4 separate regions of the Homo sapiens genome follow, and regions 1, 3 and 4 are each linked to region 2. The links are chromatin contacts, found by Hi-C or POLR2A ChIA-PET in ENCODE. All regions are on one chromosome and are shown on one strand. Each heading gives the region's core, a stretch centred on a gene start or an enhancer-like site at or near the end of the contact. The rest is flanking DNA. Distances are from core to core; before and after follow the strand shown.

Region 1 (3,676 bases), core at 36-2,535, 1.0 Mb before region 2:
TGCAGAGACATTTCCACGTACCTCGAACTGCACTAGTTCTGCGACTGTGTGCTCAGTGTTGTCTTCTACCAGGTGATGCTAAAGATTTGCACTGAGCCATGCACACACTGCTGTCTAGGTCAATTCTTAAGGTAGCTGCCTAGATTTAAGGTAAGGACTGCAGGGTGGAACATCTTCTCTTTATGCAGAGCTACCTGAACTGGTCGCCTTCTTGGGTGACCCAACCATGCTGGTTTGTCTGGGACTGAAGGGGTTCCGGGGATGTGGGGTTTTCAGTACTAAAACTGAAATCCCAGGGAAACTGGGACAAGCCGGTTACCCTACTGCCTTCAGTAGGATCACATTTTCAACTGAGCTAATACATACAGACAGACAAAATGCATTTAGCTGGAAGTTTTAGCTGGTAGAATACCAGCTAAATGGTAGTTAACATTTTAATTTTTTAAGAAAATTAGCAAGATGCAAATTAATGACTATGAAGGGCTTTGAGCCCTTGGGGAGGAAGGTATTCTCAAAGTAGGAAGTGTTAAGTTCATAAAAGAAACAATATGAGAAGGCAGTGGGGCTTTTTCATACCTAACAAGTATGACTAAACCTGTAAACACTTCCTGTTCCGTCCCATGTTTTTCTGAAATTCGCTTTTCCTTAAAGGCCAATAAGACAGAAGAAAAAAAATTATTCTTTCTCTTCTCTTCTTAAGAATAACAGTGGGAAATTTCAAACCTCCAAAGACGTCTAAAAGTTTAATAAGCTCTTGCTTTTATATATAAATATTAAGGAGAAACAAACAACACTCACTTTTCTCCATAAGCATCCTGCATTCTTACTACATGAAATTTTGAGTACGTAGAAAACCATCTGATCAGGGAAGACAAATACTCACACTTAAGTAGCACTGACTTACTCCTCCACCTAGTTATATTTTCAATACAAAAATTTTTGCTTTAATTAAACACTGTGTTAGGTGCTGACAATGCAACACCGAATAAGAAGGACATACCTTTATTTCATACATCACAGTATCCTAAAGATCAAAACCTGCCTTTCTAGACTTAGTCATGACTCTTCTTATTGCAGTGGAGAAAGAGGGCTGCCCCTAACAGCAAAGCTCACACTTAAAATCATTTCTCCCCAGCAGCACTTCCCATTCACAAAGAGCAGTGCTACAAAAGGCAGCCTCACTTTCACCTGTTCTGGGTCACCAACTACACTGGAGGGGCTTGGCCTAGAATCGGGTAGAGGGGATGTGAAACCAAGGAGGGGGTTACACTGGGGAACATGTCACTGGGCCTCTACTCACAGAAACAGCTTAAAGCCACCTGTACCCACATTTGGGAAACGTGTGTCTCTGGTCTCCTGGAGGCATAAATTGAACATTATAATATTCTAGGGAAGAGCAAACAGCAACCCACTGAGGGGTCTTGGGCCATGGGAAAGTCTTCCATTCCTCTACTTCTGCTCTAAAGGGTTGATTGTTGTACACTCCAAAGCAAAAGAGGAAAATCAAACCCAGCTCAGAAGTCCGCCCACATTCTGCGGTGGAGAGAGTTGCCAAAACCATTCTCTGCACCTGTAGGATGAAGTCGCAGGTTCACAGAGCAGGGACAACTGTCAGATGTCCACCCCGCAACATGGCTCCCTCACAGGAGAGTCCACAGTTATGGACCTAGGTTCTCTGCTGGGCTGCGCTGGACAACCCGTCCTTAGAACTCTAAATCCTGCCTTTGCACAGGCTTCCTTGGAGCTCTCTGAGGCCTTGGTGACTTGCACCTTTGTGCACACTACAATTGGCTTCCTTGAGCTTGGCAACCCCAGAGCAGCAGCCTCATTGGACTTCTGTTTGTACAGGACTTGTCAAGCAGGTTATGCTGCTTTTCTGCCACCTTTCTTTCCAGACACCTCTAAAATGTAAAGTTATCAGGAAATAAGAGAGGGATAAGGTTTTCTCACCACAATCCCAGAGGCCTACAAAGGCTGCCTAGACCGTGGGCTTTGCTGAAGGCCTGCTGCTGGTCTCTTAAATGGTGAGGCATGTTTTTTAAGGATTGTAGAGGAAGAGTTGTCAAATATAAGGTCAGAGTCAAATGCACTGTGTTTCTATCATTACTGCTGGCCTCTTTACAGAGGGAGTAAAATGCACCCCTCGACGCTGGCAGCAAGTCCTCTGGTTGCATCAATAATTTTCGCTTGCACAGAAAAATCCCCCAGTAACGCATAGATGGTCATGAACTCCCCTTTCTATTTTGCAGACCTAGAAAGCGTGGTAGAGAGAAATTAAATGCCTTTGTGAATCAGCAAAAAACACATAGGGATAAAACCCAGGACAGCTGGTCTACCTGCTTTAACCCATGCATTCAGCACACCATGGGGAAAATAGTTATTTTTTCACTACAAAAGAGGTGACCTTCTACTTCAGACATGTAAGATAAAAAAATTTTTTAAAGATACGGTTGTTTTGTTGAGAGAACAATCAATAAAATAGTAATGCCCAGTACAGTTTTATCCAGAGGTCAAGGTAGTATCTAACCAAGGTCAAGACTGTATTGAGTCAAGAGTTCAAAGGCCACTATCTTCCCCATAGTATGAGTCAGTCAAACTGAGATTGCTTCAAGGTTAAGGAAGGAATCATCAAATTGCCAACAGTCATACCAAACAGGACAGGGAAATTGGCTATTCCTGTCACATCTCCTTTCCATTAATTATTAAGTAGTTGACTTAGGGAGCAACCCTCTCAGATTCGGGGAGAGTCCATTTATGAGACATGAACTCAAATCTACCACACAGCAGCCCAGTCCCCCCCACCTGATCCCACATGGCTGCCTGGCAGTTCTAAGGGGCTTCCAAAAAATTCTCCAGTTAAAGGCACAAAACCTTTGAACAGGCCTTCAATTCTAGTGCTCCCACCCAGATGAGACTACTCAGGAGTTGAGATAAAATCCTGAAAACATGGGCAAAGTTCAACTGACAGCTGCCCCTTCTAGGCCACGAACTGGCACACCTGGCCAGTTGGCAACGGTTCCTTCCTTCAGCAGATCTTACCTGCCTGAGCAGGAAACGGTGATAAGGCTAAAGCTAGTTCATGTTGACTGTCACGCTTTCTCACACTTGAGCAGAGCCCAATTTAGAAATAGCCTTAAACTGTTGCTTCAGTTCAGTATGTCACAGAGCCATCAAAAATAATAGAGAATGTATGTCAAAGTGTTTTGTAAGCTGTAAAGCCCAACCTACCGTAGTACATATTATCATTTTGATATTAAATAATGCTAAAGAAGAATATTAAATTGTAAATAAACATTGATAACTATGGAACCATGTAGGTATACGGCTAAAGACTTGAAGTCAGATACGGGTAACTGGTAACTATGCAAAAAGGCTCAATTAGAAAAAAATCTTTTCAGGTGGTTTAAACATTTAATGAACAATAAAGTGTAAATGGTTTCCTTTAATTATAGATGTCTATGATCCAATTCAATAGTGAAGCTAATGTCATAAATCTTAACCTGAAGGGGATTTCTAGGTAGATTTCCTCAAGTCCAGCCCTGCGTCCTCTATGACTGCAAAGTAAATGGACCTTTTTTTTTTAAGGCATAGACAAGCAGTCCTCAACCTTTTTGGCACCAGGGACTGGTTTGGTGGAAGAACATTTTTCCACGGACTGGGGGCAGAGGGATGCTTT
Region 2 (3,924 bases), core at 963-3,462:
TGATAGTGAAAAATAATTTTAACATCATATCAAAAGACCTTACAACCGGCTCCATTTTGGTCAACATTGGATACTCACAATGGTGTACTTTGTCCGGGACATAGCATTTGCTTAGCAAATATGAGTGTATGAATTAGTGAATGAAGGAATGGATAAATTTATGTGTATCTGTATCCAAGTTGCTTCCTACTTATGATTATTAAAACATAGATCATATTTGTTCTAATTTTCTTTAGATTTATTTAGTACAATACCAACAACTTCCAGCTGCTCACTGCTTTGTTTGGATGACAATGATGAGTAGTTTTGGAAGCCAGTCCAGCACAAATTCTAGGAAATCCCAGGGTGCATCTGTAATTATTTTAGGGTCTTCCAGAGGTTGGAGATCACACCTGTTAGTTATGAATTACTTCCAAGGATGAATTTTTTTAAAAGGCTTTACTGTTGGATCGGTTTGAAGAGTTCAATCTCCTTACTTTTTTTTCTTGTAATGTAATTCTGAAAGGTAAATAGCAATGATAATCATTTTGCTGAATAAGAAAGTCAATGGTCAGTCCTCACCAGAATAAATCATGTTTATAATTTAATTGTAATTAAGACCATAATCTTTCACATGAAGAAATAATTTAATCATTCTTAGAATTAGACCAGCATTTTAAAAGCATCTACATTTATATAACATCACTGTATGCTCCATACTGAAGTCAAACTAAAATATGAATCTAACATTTAAGAGTTTGTAATTTTTTAAATATTGATGAATTACATAGAAAAGCTCAAAATTACATAATTTGCTATTTTTTCAAATAACTTATTTTCTTTGTGTTTTTTGTGGATGAAATAAGAAAGTAAGAATTCAGGAAAGTTTCATAATAATTGATAGCAAATGTGCAGATAAGTAATTGAGTTTGGAAGAATTTGGTCTGTTTTCATTTTGTAAACATTCACTATGTCCAAACTCTGTGCTACGTACTGTACTAACCAGTGGAGATACAAAGATGAATTACACTTGATAGTTACCCTACTGATGTTAAGGTAGACATCGACATTACAGACATATTCCTGGAAAAAAATTTGGTAAATTGTTTGAGGGAACAGGCAATAACTTAAAAAACAAACAAAACAAAGGAGCTTTAGGTGGACCGGACACTGGAGTGACACATGATAATCTCATCTACTTTTCATGTCACCTTTGAGAACCTCTCATAAAGCAGGAAACCGACTCTGGGACATTGAATCTCTGTCCCAAGTTAACCTGGTTAATAAAAAACAAAGCCAGAATTTATACCTAGTCTGTCTGAACCCTAGGGGCCAAATAGTCCTGTATTCCAGACAGTCTTTGGGTACAGATCCCAGACCCTCTGGCCCTGTGTTTACTACCATCCAGCCCATTCTCAAAGGGCATGTGGGCTCTTCAACTTGGGAATAATGTTTATTGGGTGATCTGTTTCTCTATACCTCTCATCCTCGAGGCTAAGAGGGCTCAGTTCCTTAAGCTTTCACCAGCTGGCAGAGGCAACTGGAGCAGAAGGTAGGAAGTGGATTTATTCAGCTTTTTTTGTGTGTGTTCCTTATTAAATATATATTGACAGCTCCTTATTTGTTGCGGTTAAATTGGTGTAAACTCTGAATTTACATTAAATCTGTGAGGTCAATTTCCTCATCTGCGTGTTACAGATGAAATTATCCGTATATTACCTTTCAGGAGTAAGTTGCCAAATAGTCTTAAGGTTTTATTATTCCAGGTCTTAACAGCTGTGCTACGAATAGCTGCTGGTGCTTGATACATGTTGAATGACTGACTAGATGCAAAGGATTTAAAAACAAGTGTTTGAGAGGGTAAAGCGCAGAGTAGTTTGGGTGCCCTATTTTACCTCTCCTTGTCAGCTGCGGGTGTCAAGACGGGTTGAGGGAGGAGAGCCAATGCACCCCGCTCCAACAAAGGGTCAGCAGCGCGGGCTCCTCGGAACGCTCCAGAAGACAACCCGGGCGCCCCGTTCACCCTGGCTTTCCTTGGTTCTGCAACGCGACCCGCGCGCTCGCGTCCCGGCGGATTGGAGCCATAGAAAGCGCACCGGGCGCCTTTAAATGCTAATGAGAGTCCAGGGCCCGACTCCCGAGCCAAGTTTCCCCACCCTCTCCCCTCGCCCGCCCTTCCCTCCCGGGCCGGTGCGCCGCCTAGAAAAACTTGTGCGGGGCCATTTTTGGGGCAGTAAGATCGAGCGAGGAGCCCAAGAGAGAGCGCGCAGCACGAAGCTCGAGCCGCCTCCGCCGCGCGACCCCACCTCGGCCGCCGCCGCCTGCGCCGCGAGATCCGCCCCGGCCTCCCCGAGAGCGAGCCCCGGCCGCCGCGACCACCAGCCGCGCTAACCGCCGACCAACCGCCACCGAGGCGCCTGAGCGAGAGCAGAGGAGGAGGAGGCATGAGTGAGGCGGGCGAGGCCACCACCACCACCACCACCACCCTCCCGCAGGCTCCGACGGAGGCGGCCGCCGCGGCTCCCCAGGACCCCGCGCCCAAGAGCCCGGTGGGCAGCGGTGCGCCCCAGGCCGCGGCCCCGGCGCCCGCCGCCCACGTCGCAGGAAACCCCGGTGGGGACGCGGCCCCCGCAGCCACGGGCACCGCGGCCGCCGCCTCTTTAGCCACCGCCGCCGGCAGCGAAGACGCGGAGAAAAAAGTTCTCGGTGAGTCAGGCCAGGGAGGGCAGGGGCTGCCGTAGTGGGGCGGGCCCAGCCGGCCGCGGAGCACGTGTGGGCAGCTCGCGCTACATCTCCCACCCGGGCTGGAGACGCTGACAGCACAGGGTCCCCAGGGATCTCCGGGTCCCCAGGGGTCTCCGGGTCCCCAGCGCTGGCCGCCTCCCTTGCCGGCGCTCCCAGGTGAGCGCGCTGCGCCCTGCGCTCCTGGCGGCCGTGTGCATCTCCCTTCTGGTTCCGGGCCAGAAAGTTTAGGTCTTAACTTCTGTCTCCCAGACGGGCACTGTTGCGGATTCGCGTGGTGGAAAATGCCTGCGTTTGGAGAAGAAAGGAGAGGCAGTCTGGGAGAGGGGACCTTGGGTAGGGATGGATGTAGGGGAAGGACCGACACGTGGGCCTGGCGCTTTGGGGTCCTTGCTTGGGATCTGGGAAAGGAGAGCATTTCCTTTGGGGAAGAGGAGGGCGCTAGAAGGAGACGGGGAGGGAAAGATAGAAAAGCTTCTTGCCAGGAAGGGTCAGGTGTCTGTCCCTGACGCCCTTCCCACATGGGCATGGGAAAGACGCCATGCTCCTGTTGGCCACATGCCAGCAAAGAGATGTTGCAATCGTCTCCGGGAAACTTGGGTCTTAGTCCCACGTCTTCCTCCCCCTCTCTGTGCCCACGGCTGCAAACAGCCATTCAGTGTCCACCAATGGCTACACGCTTCCCTCTTCCCGGACTGTGGGAACGCACGTGGTGTAGCAGCTGAAAAAACTTTGTCGGAAGTGGGGGTATGACGTTAGTTCAAAACATTGTTACCTTGGCACTTGTAACGTAGGAAGGGAAACAGGAAGATGAAATGTTGAGATTTGGGGGGGCAGTGGATGGAAAGGGTTTCTGTGATGGTTGTTGGTTTAGTCACATAACAAGCGTTCTTTTCGTAAGTAACGCCCCTGTGTGAGTTCTTAAACGCTTGCAAAGCAGGTGGGTGGTGAATAACCTCCCTAAAGGGTGTGTGTCCATATCGTTCGCTCTTATAAACAGGAACGTTAACAGATGGTGTAGGATGCTTCGGAGACCTCTTCACTATTTGGGGTGGGGCATGTTTGTCTCATCTCTCTGAGCCCTACTTCCCCTTTGGGAAGAAAGTTGAGGGAGCAATGTGAGAGAAGTGTATTCAATATTCCCCACCTTGAGAGGACTATTTTCTTGTTTTTTTTTTCTAGGGCTTTTACTAAGTCCCTACC
Region 3 (3,564 bases), core at 38-2,537, 1.1 Mb before region 2:
AGCAATGGCATCAGTGTTGCTAAGAGGAGCTTCCGTCTCTCACTATAAGTTACTTAAACTTGCTACGAAGACTTCACAAGTGTGTTATAAAAGTGTCCCTCAGTTTGATCCTGGAAAAAATTACCTTTCATCCTAAACCAGGCATGCCAAAGAACAATCTGGTTTGCTATATGGGGCTGCTCTTCCTACCTGCTGAAGTGGGGAACAAACGGCTCAAATGCCCTGGAAAATGTCCAGGGCCTCTGGGCATGATTGTCTTCCAAGTGGCTCCTTTGCAAAGTGTAGTTTTGAGGAATGGTAGTTGGCTTCCTCTAAACCTGTGGAAGTCCCCTCAAAACCAAAATTCCTTTTTTGTAGTGCACCAAAAAAAGAACTACTGGGCACTGGAAATCATTAGAGATGAGCATTTAAGAGCTTTTTTCTTGGTGTTTTTAGGATAATTTTTTTTTCACATGGAAACAAATTAGAATTTCAAATAATAATTTATGGTGCATTACTGCTTTATGATCTTTAGAATAAAATACAGCCACTAAAAGTTTTTGTTTTTGACTCCTGACTGGCCAGAAAGTGATGCCTATTAAAAACAGTCCATGGATATGGGAAGTACCAGCTCTCTCCAATGACCTTGAAAACACGTATCTAGAATCACAGGGAGGTGGGAGTGGCAGTGAGGGTTACTCAGCAAAATCTCAGTTTTTGAACTGGTAAAAACCTTAAACCTAACTCCTTACTGTCAATGGTGTCACCTTTGAACAAGAATGGCGCTGCGATTTGTTATTATGGACCTTCCTCTCCTTCACACAGGGAGTTCCCATTAGGGGACACATGTGAAGGTCTGGTTCCTCAGGCCTAGGAAGGTGCCTGGAGGTGAGAGGTCCAGTGAGCAGAAGATGCTCAGGCAGAAACAGGAAAAAGTACAGGGTGGCTTATTGGAAACATGGGCCCCAAAGCAAATACAGAACTGAATCCTGCTTGGGAGGGGAATTGAGAGTAAAATGCTGAAGTTTCTGCAGAGGACACGCTGCAACGGAGGGAGGTGGGTGAGAAGGGGGTGGGGGATGCAAGTAGTAATTTGAGGTTCTTTATATTCTATGGAAGAAAATACTCATGAGTAATCTTTTCCCTAAATACAAGAAGAGTCACACTCCAAACAGCTCTGCCGGTTAAGCACAACAGTTTCTCTTTTCACTTCCCATTAATGTCTCCCACAGCCCAGCCCCTGAAGCAACCAGGGCCACCGTGTGGAAACCCCCTCACCAGGAACCGATGCAAATGCCCTCGGCTTATGTACAAGAGGAACCCAGCAAGTTACAGGGGAGACTGTGGTGATCCCAGCAGTCATACAAAAGTGATCTTGACAGAGCAAGCCACCTGCTCGAGGCCACTCAATACATTTATCAGCGTCGCTGCTCTTCCTTTAGCATAAAGAGTGAAGTAGGTGGACACGTTCACCGAGCTGGAAAGAGGCTGGATAAACTTTGGTGTTCAAAGTCAAGTCCCACTGTTATTTCCTTTGTAATTCAATAGAATAAAAAGGTTGTGGTGTAGAATTGAGGGGGGAAAAAGCCCCTTTTCCTTAAACCTAAAGCCCTTAAGACCTTGTGTGTTAGCGTGTCTAAATGGGATAGAGCCTTGCACCTGGAGGCAATTCTAATCAGGCTGATTTAATTTACTTAATAGTCATTTACTAAGCACTACTATGCACCTAGTACTGCTCTAAGCACTTTATATGAATAGATATTAGCTCATTCAACTGCATGCTCACACAACCCTATGATAGGGATTCAGATTAGGAAACTGAGGCCCAACGCATTTAAGGGACTTGCCCAAGGTCACATAACCCTAGTAATGACAGAAGCGGAGATCTGAACCCAGGCAATCTGGTTCCAGAATCTGTGCTCTTATCCATCACACTGTACTTCGACATGCATGTCCCATCCAGATCCAGAATTGAGACTGGTTTTGAACATCCATTAGGGATTCAAAAAAGACTGAGTGAATTGACTCCTACCCATCCAAGACTTAGATCCTTGGAGACTTTCTCAAATTATCAACAGACTAAAAATATAGCCAAAAAATCTGTAGATCCCTGGAGAAGTAGATTTATAAATGGGAAGAGGAGGGAGGTGTAGGTGGGACTCTGCTTTTAATGCATCCAGGAATAAAGTCCTCCCTTCACAGGCTACTTGCTCCCAGGCACTCATGGGTGCTTGGTCTTGAGAGTCTTACACGGCTCACAGCTGCAAATGGAACAGAAGCTGCATGGGCAGAATGAGGGAGGCACATACATAACTTGCTTTATTTACGGCCATCTCTTGCAACTTTAATTCAACAAAGTCAAAGAATATAGATGTTAATGATCATTAGGAAAAGGAAAAAAAGGAGAGAAGGAGAGAGACCATTACTCTGCACCTATATTATACTATTCCCTGTGCGCATAGCGTGCCTCTTGAGGGCCATTTACTAAGATCAGCATTTTTAATGCCAATTAGTTTCAGAGAATATTTGAAAAGAATTTTGTACAGAGAAAGTGAACTGCTGTGATTAAGAAAGTTACTAAAAATTCTACTGTACTTCTCCCCTCTCCCGAGTAGGTCCAGTATATTGTGTCATATCCTTCAGTGACACACCCAGGCCCTTAAACTTACTTCTAATATTTCTTCAATTCCATGCTTTAATGGGCAGCCACATTCATCAGTACATTTTGACCCTGTTTCAGACTTTCTGAGATGTTCTTAAACTAATGATGACAAACATGTTGGGAGACAGGAGCCTGGATTTTATTCCCAGATCTGCCATGAATTAACATTTGATTCTGGGCAGGCCACTCAGCTTCTCTGTGGCTCAGTGACTTCATCTGTACAATGACGGGCTTAGAGTATGTGATCTCTATTCCCTTCAGGGTTTCATGTAGTCAATATGCTCCTATTTAATTTGAATCCAAAAAACCAAAGAATACCTTACAGCCAGGATCTTTTTCTACAGAATTACTCCATGCCCATGGCCATGACCCTGAGATTTTGTAACTTCCTGAAGGATCTTCTGAATCACAGAAGACAGATTAATGCTTAAGTGTGTTTCATTATATTCTAATTCTTGGAAAAGTTATAATCTAGCTATGGCAATAATCAACATAACTGCTTGCATCGGGGTAGTACTTCAGAGTTGATAAGGTGCTTTCATACATATTACCTCATGTAATTCTCACAAAAGCCCAGTGAAGTCTGTTGCATTCTCTTTTCAGTTTAATAGAAAACAGGGCTTAGTCATCAGGTGATTTTATTGATTTGAGCAACACTCAGTTCAAGCTTTTCTGCTACAGTAGCCATTCAGCAAAACCACTCCTTATCCAAACTTTCTGTATAAACAGGAATTTGCTCTAGGTTCTACGTGCTGGAGACAGAATCATAAAATGTGAAAGATGGAAGCTGAAGCCTGGAAGTTAAGAGACTGACTCAGGATCAACCTGCCCCTGATCCCCTGACTTTTCCCAACATCCCATGTTGTCTCATAACTTGATTCAATGACCCACACCAATTTTGTAACCCTCAACACAGTGAGGAC
Region 4 (3,872 bases), core at 1,373-3,872, 1.8 Mb before region 2:
GGCAGCAGTATAGTCCAGCTTCGGCTCGGCATCAGAGGGAGATCGTGGAAAGAGAGGGAGCGGGAGCGGGAGCGGGAGAGGGAGAGGGCTGTTTCCACATATTTATTGTTAGTATGTAGAAAACCTTTCTTAGTAAAAGAAAGAAATGTACTCTTCGGTGAAGTAAACTTGTTTAGTGGTTTCCCCTTCACCTGCTGGGCAGGTAACAATCTATTTATTCTAACATTCAAGTACCTCCACAATGTGCCTCTGTATCTCTTAAATTTAACCTCATACCTAATTGCTAAATACCGATTTCTACTGCTACTGGGTTTACTCTTCTGTCACTTGAATACACCTTACTCATTATTCATTCCACCTCCATGTCTTGGCTCATTGCCATTTGCCCTCTGGAATCTTCCCTCCACTGGCTTCTTCACTGCAAACTAAATCTGAACTGTCCTTCAAGGATAAGGTCAAAACTCTTTATAAGGTGCCTTCCCTGATAATCCCAGCCTACATTGCTCCTTTTCTCCCCTGATGTTTTTTTTTGTTTGTTTGTTTTTTTTTTTTTTTTTGAGATGGAGTCTCACTCTGTTGCCAGGCTGGAGTCTGGAGTGCAGTGGTGCGATCTCGGCTCATTGCAACCTCCACCTCCCGGGTTCAAGTGATTCTTCTGCCTCAGCCTCCTGAGTAGCTGGGACTACAGGCGCCCACCACCACGCCTGGCTAATTTTTGTATTTTTAGTAGAGACGGGGTTTCACCATGTTGGCCAGGATGGTCTCGATCTCTTGACCTCATGATCCACCCGCCTCGGGCCTCCCAAAGTGCTGGGATTATAGGCTTAAGCCACCACGCCCGGCCCCCTGACTCTTTTAACCAATATTGTACATCACTCAATCATTGATTTCGTTTTTAATGAGCTTTAATATACGTCTTGTTTCCAGAAATAGATGAAATACCCTGAGAGACTTCTATGATAGCTATGATGGCACCACATCATACATTACACAAACTTAATTGTGTAACTGAGGAAAGGGGAGAAACGTTTCAAGCCATGTCAGTTAAAGCAAGGTTACTGGAACTTTGGCATGCAAAGGGGATACCATTAATTCTCATGAATCTTTCCTCCAGGCAAGATCCATGCTCTGTACCACTAGTAAAAGGACTATCTTCTTCTTCCTTCCTAAAAATCCCAACACCTCCAACAAAGGTCTACAGTTAGATTTTTAGGGGTTTCCTGGTAGAGCACAAATAATCCCAAGGAAGCTGCAGTAACACCTCCTGGCCACCAGAGGACAGGGAGCAGTGGGAGAGATTTGCTTCCCCTAGCAAAGTCTTCAAGAGGCCAGAGGCACAGGCTCAAAGTTGCTTCTCCATCTGTGGCCTTCAGGCTTTACCTACTACTGCCAGAGGTGCTAGGGTGCCTCCCATCTTCAAATGGGCTTTTTTTTTCCCTCCTATAAAAGATGGGCCAGAAGTTCCCAGGGCCATACCCCGCAACACTAACCTTCAATGATTACCAATCATAAGGAATGCCTTTAGTTGCAGGACTTAAAGGCAGAAAAGTAGTAACAGGGGTGTATTATCTTTCGAACCCACCCAAACCTGCTTATCAGTTCTTTTGCTAGTGGAAAAACGTGCTTTAGGCAGGGTGCACATGGATATCCCACAGCAAACAGTGCCTTTAGGGTCTAGTGTCCCAATCCGGCACATTGTAAATGGAATATTTGAAGAGTTAGATTATTCCTACACATAAATTCTGGCTCATGGAGCAGTCCACTCGCAGGGTGCTTTTCCGTCATTAATCACATCTTTGTTATGTGATATCCACGTGAGTACTTCTCAGTAGAAGCAGCTTCATGCTCAAATGCTCAAAGAACATTGGAATAAAGCTCCGATTGTCCTATTCAGTGATTCCAAGTCCTGGTTTGTCACCACCTCAGGTCTCTCGTTTTCCAAAGTGCATAATGTCATCTCAAAACAGACATTTTAATGAATTCAAATAATAAAATGCACGAGGTATGTGGAGTTAAATCAACAAGGGTTTTGTACCTCTCAAGAGGCGGTTAACCCCTGGTCTTATTTAAAGATGTTTCTGCGCTGCCTCCTGTAGAAAACATTTTTAAAGAAAATGTAGGCTGCTTATCCTTGTATTTGTAAATATAAGCAAAGTAAAGTAATGTAGGAACATTTATGTGGGGGCTTTCAACCATAAACATATAGATAGCTGAATGCCTGACAACAGTAGTGTGATTTTTCTTGAAGTACCTGTAACTTCTCTCCTGAGAGATGGCAGAGCCTTGCCTTTTGCATTCGCCAGACTTTTTACAGAGCGAGTGTAATTCTCTCAAATCAGTGTTTGCGTTTTTTGACGTTGGTGAGGCAGCTGGAAACAGCTCAAGGAGGAGGGAAAGGTTCTGCGTCTGGGTGAGGGAGAAAACCCTCCGATACCTGTTGGGGCGCAGCACTGGAGGCGGACACCCCGGCCCGGGGGTCGGGGCCGCGAGCCCGGGGGTAGGGGGCGGGCGCGCGGGCGCGGGAGGAGGAGGAGGAGGAGGGAGAGGTGGGGGAGGAGGCCGCGGGGCCGCCTCCTCCGGCAGCTCCGGCTCCTCCCAGCGGCGCCCGCGGAACCTGCCTCAGAGTCGCCGGACTCTGGAAGGGAACATGACCTGACCCCTCCCCGAGCGGCCGGAACGAGGCGCGGAGCCGCGCTCCGGGCTCGGGCGGCCGCGGGATGGGCGAGCGCGCGGCCCCGCCCGGCGCCCACCGCCCTGCCCTCGCCTGTCTCCTCCTTTCCCCGGGGCTCCGCTGAGTTCATTCACTGGGATTGGTTTCAAGTGACGCCATCTCTTTATTTTTAAACCAATGACCTCATCCGCGCTTGAAGTTTCCTGACCAGCGACTCTTTCTCTTTCCCCCAACCCCCCACCCCACCCCCCCGCCTTTCCCCCTCTTTCTATGTATCAGTGTTTGGGGGGCTTTAATCAGTTTTTAAACGATTATTACCACCTCTCTCTCCCCCCCAACCCCCACTTTCACAACGCGGCCCCCCACCTTTACCTCCCTAAGTTCTTCATCTCTTTCGACATTTTTTTTGAAGGCTGATGGGGGGGAGGGTGGAAGAGAAAGAGTGAAGAAAAGTTGCGAGCGTCTCCTCTCTTCCTAAGCCTCCCGCCCCAACCCACCCCTCAGAGAAGGAGAAGATAATATACTGAAAAGAAGAGGAGGAGGAGAGCGACGGGACGGGACGCGAGCGGGAGCGCAGCCGCCCTCTCGGCTCCGCGGCGGCGCCTCGCAAGTCCGGGAGGCGAGGGGGGCCCGAGGGGAGACGCCGTGACAACTTTCGTTTCCCTCTGAGGGAATTGGGAGGTCGGCGGCCCCAAAAGTAAGTGGCCTTGGCGGGCCGCGCGGGGTGTGCGGGCGGGAGGGTGCGGGGCCCGGGGCGCCCTCCCGCCCGGCCGCATGGACGCTCCGCAGCGCGCCCCGACTCCCGGTGCCGGGCGCCGCGCTCCAGCCCCGCCGTCTCTGCCTTCCCGGGCGTACCGGCCACCCTTTCGGGAGGCGGCGTGGGGGCGACCGCGGCCGGGGGCCGCAGGAGCGTTTGAAGCGGGGGTGTAGGCCTGGCCGGAGGCTGGCCGGAGCGGGAAGGGGGCGTGCGGCCGGGCGCGGGGTCGCAGTGGGTGCGCTCCCGGCCGCTGCGCGGCGCTTGGACCGGGCCCCGCCGAGAGGAGCGGCCGCCGCGGGACGCGGCACCTTTGCGGGCGAAGCTGCTCACTTCCAGGCGCGACTGTTACACAACACGCCTGCCAAGTGGGGCCCTGGCCTGACTGTTCCCATTATCCCCAGTTCGCCTTTGGTGTAAGCAGCGAGGCCACCTGGGTGGTGACGG

Evidence for each region. Hi-C counts contacts between places; a loop is a spot of excess contacts on that map. ChIA-PET counts read pairs that join two places held with the same protein, here RNA polymerase II (POLR2A). Pooled maps may share reads with other maps.
Region 1: a loop to region 2 is called in a pooled map, with 2.8 times the contacts of the local background. The contact joins the enhancer-like site here to the promoter of YBX3 in region 2. A Hi-C loop is called at or near these places in 1 of 168 maps with a recorded cell type or tissue (vagina) and 2 of 50 pooled maps.
Region 3: a loop to region 2 is called in a pooled map, with 6 times the contacts of the local background. The contact joins the enhancer-like site here to the promoter of YBX3 in region 2. A Hi-C loop is called at or near these places in 1 of 37 single-sample maps with no recorded cell type and 3 of 50 pooled maps. POLR2A ChIA-PET finds 5 or more read pairs at or near these places in 1 of 52 experiments (activated T-cell).
Region 4: a map of sigmoid colon shows a loop between it and region 2 (7-fold over the local background). The contact joins the promoter of DUSP16 here to the promoter of YBX3 in region 2. A Hi-C loop is called at or near these places in 3 of 168 maps with a recorded cell type or tissue (Right ventricle myocardium inferior, gastrocnemius medialis and sigmoid colon) and 10 of 50 pooled maps.

Annotation. Positions count from the first base shown.
Region 1 is chr12:11,728,545-11,732,220 of GRCh38, reverse strand. The region is part of intron 1 of ETV6 (ETS variant transcription factor 6); the gene reads right to left. Among named protein-coding and RNA genes, the nearest start is that of ETV6, 81 kb to the right of the region's middle. RefSeq lists enhancers at 1,356-1,455, 1,696-1,805 and a silencer at 3,056-3,205. Within about 2 kb of position 1,285, at least 22 of the 41 ENCODE cell types and tissues checked have a DNase peak (open chromatin) inside an H3K27ac peak, as active enhancers do.
Region 2 is chr12:10,721,611-10,725,534 of GRCh38, reverse strand. It overlaps YBX3 (Y-box binding protein 3), which reads left to right and starts at 2,212. Exons shown (of 10, transcript NM_003651.5): 1 at 2,212-2,685. The coding sequence starts at 2,424. LOC124902876 reads right to left here and starts at 2,483. Exons shown (of 2, transcript XM_047429946.1): 1 at 1,875-2,483; 2 at 217-498. The coding sequence starts at 2,425. The coding sequence ends at 429. RefSeq lists silencers at 2,097-2,316, 2,337-2,436, 2,567-2,966.
Region 3 is chr12:11,834,179-11,837,742 of GRCh38, reverse strand. The region is part of intron 2 of ETV6 (ETS variant transcription factor 6); the gene reads right to left. Among named protein-coding and RNA genes, the nearest start is that of ETV6, 190 kb to the right of the region's middle. RefSeq lists an enhancer at 1,099-1,328. Within about 2 kb of position 1,287, at least 15 of the 41 ENCODE cell types and tissues checked have a DNase peak (open chromatin) inside an H3K27ac peak, as active enhancers do.
Region 4 is chr12:12,561,613-12,565,484 of GRCh38, reverse strand. DUSP16 (dual specificity phosphatase 16) reads left to right here and starts at 2,622. Exons shown (of 7, transcript NM_030640.3): 1 at 2,622-3,368. RefSeq lists silencers at 2,313-2,822, 3,273-3,352, 3,383-3,502, 3,523-3,722.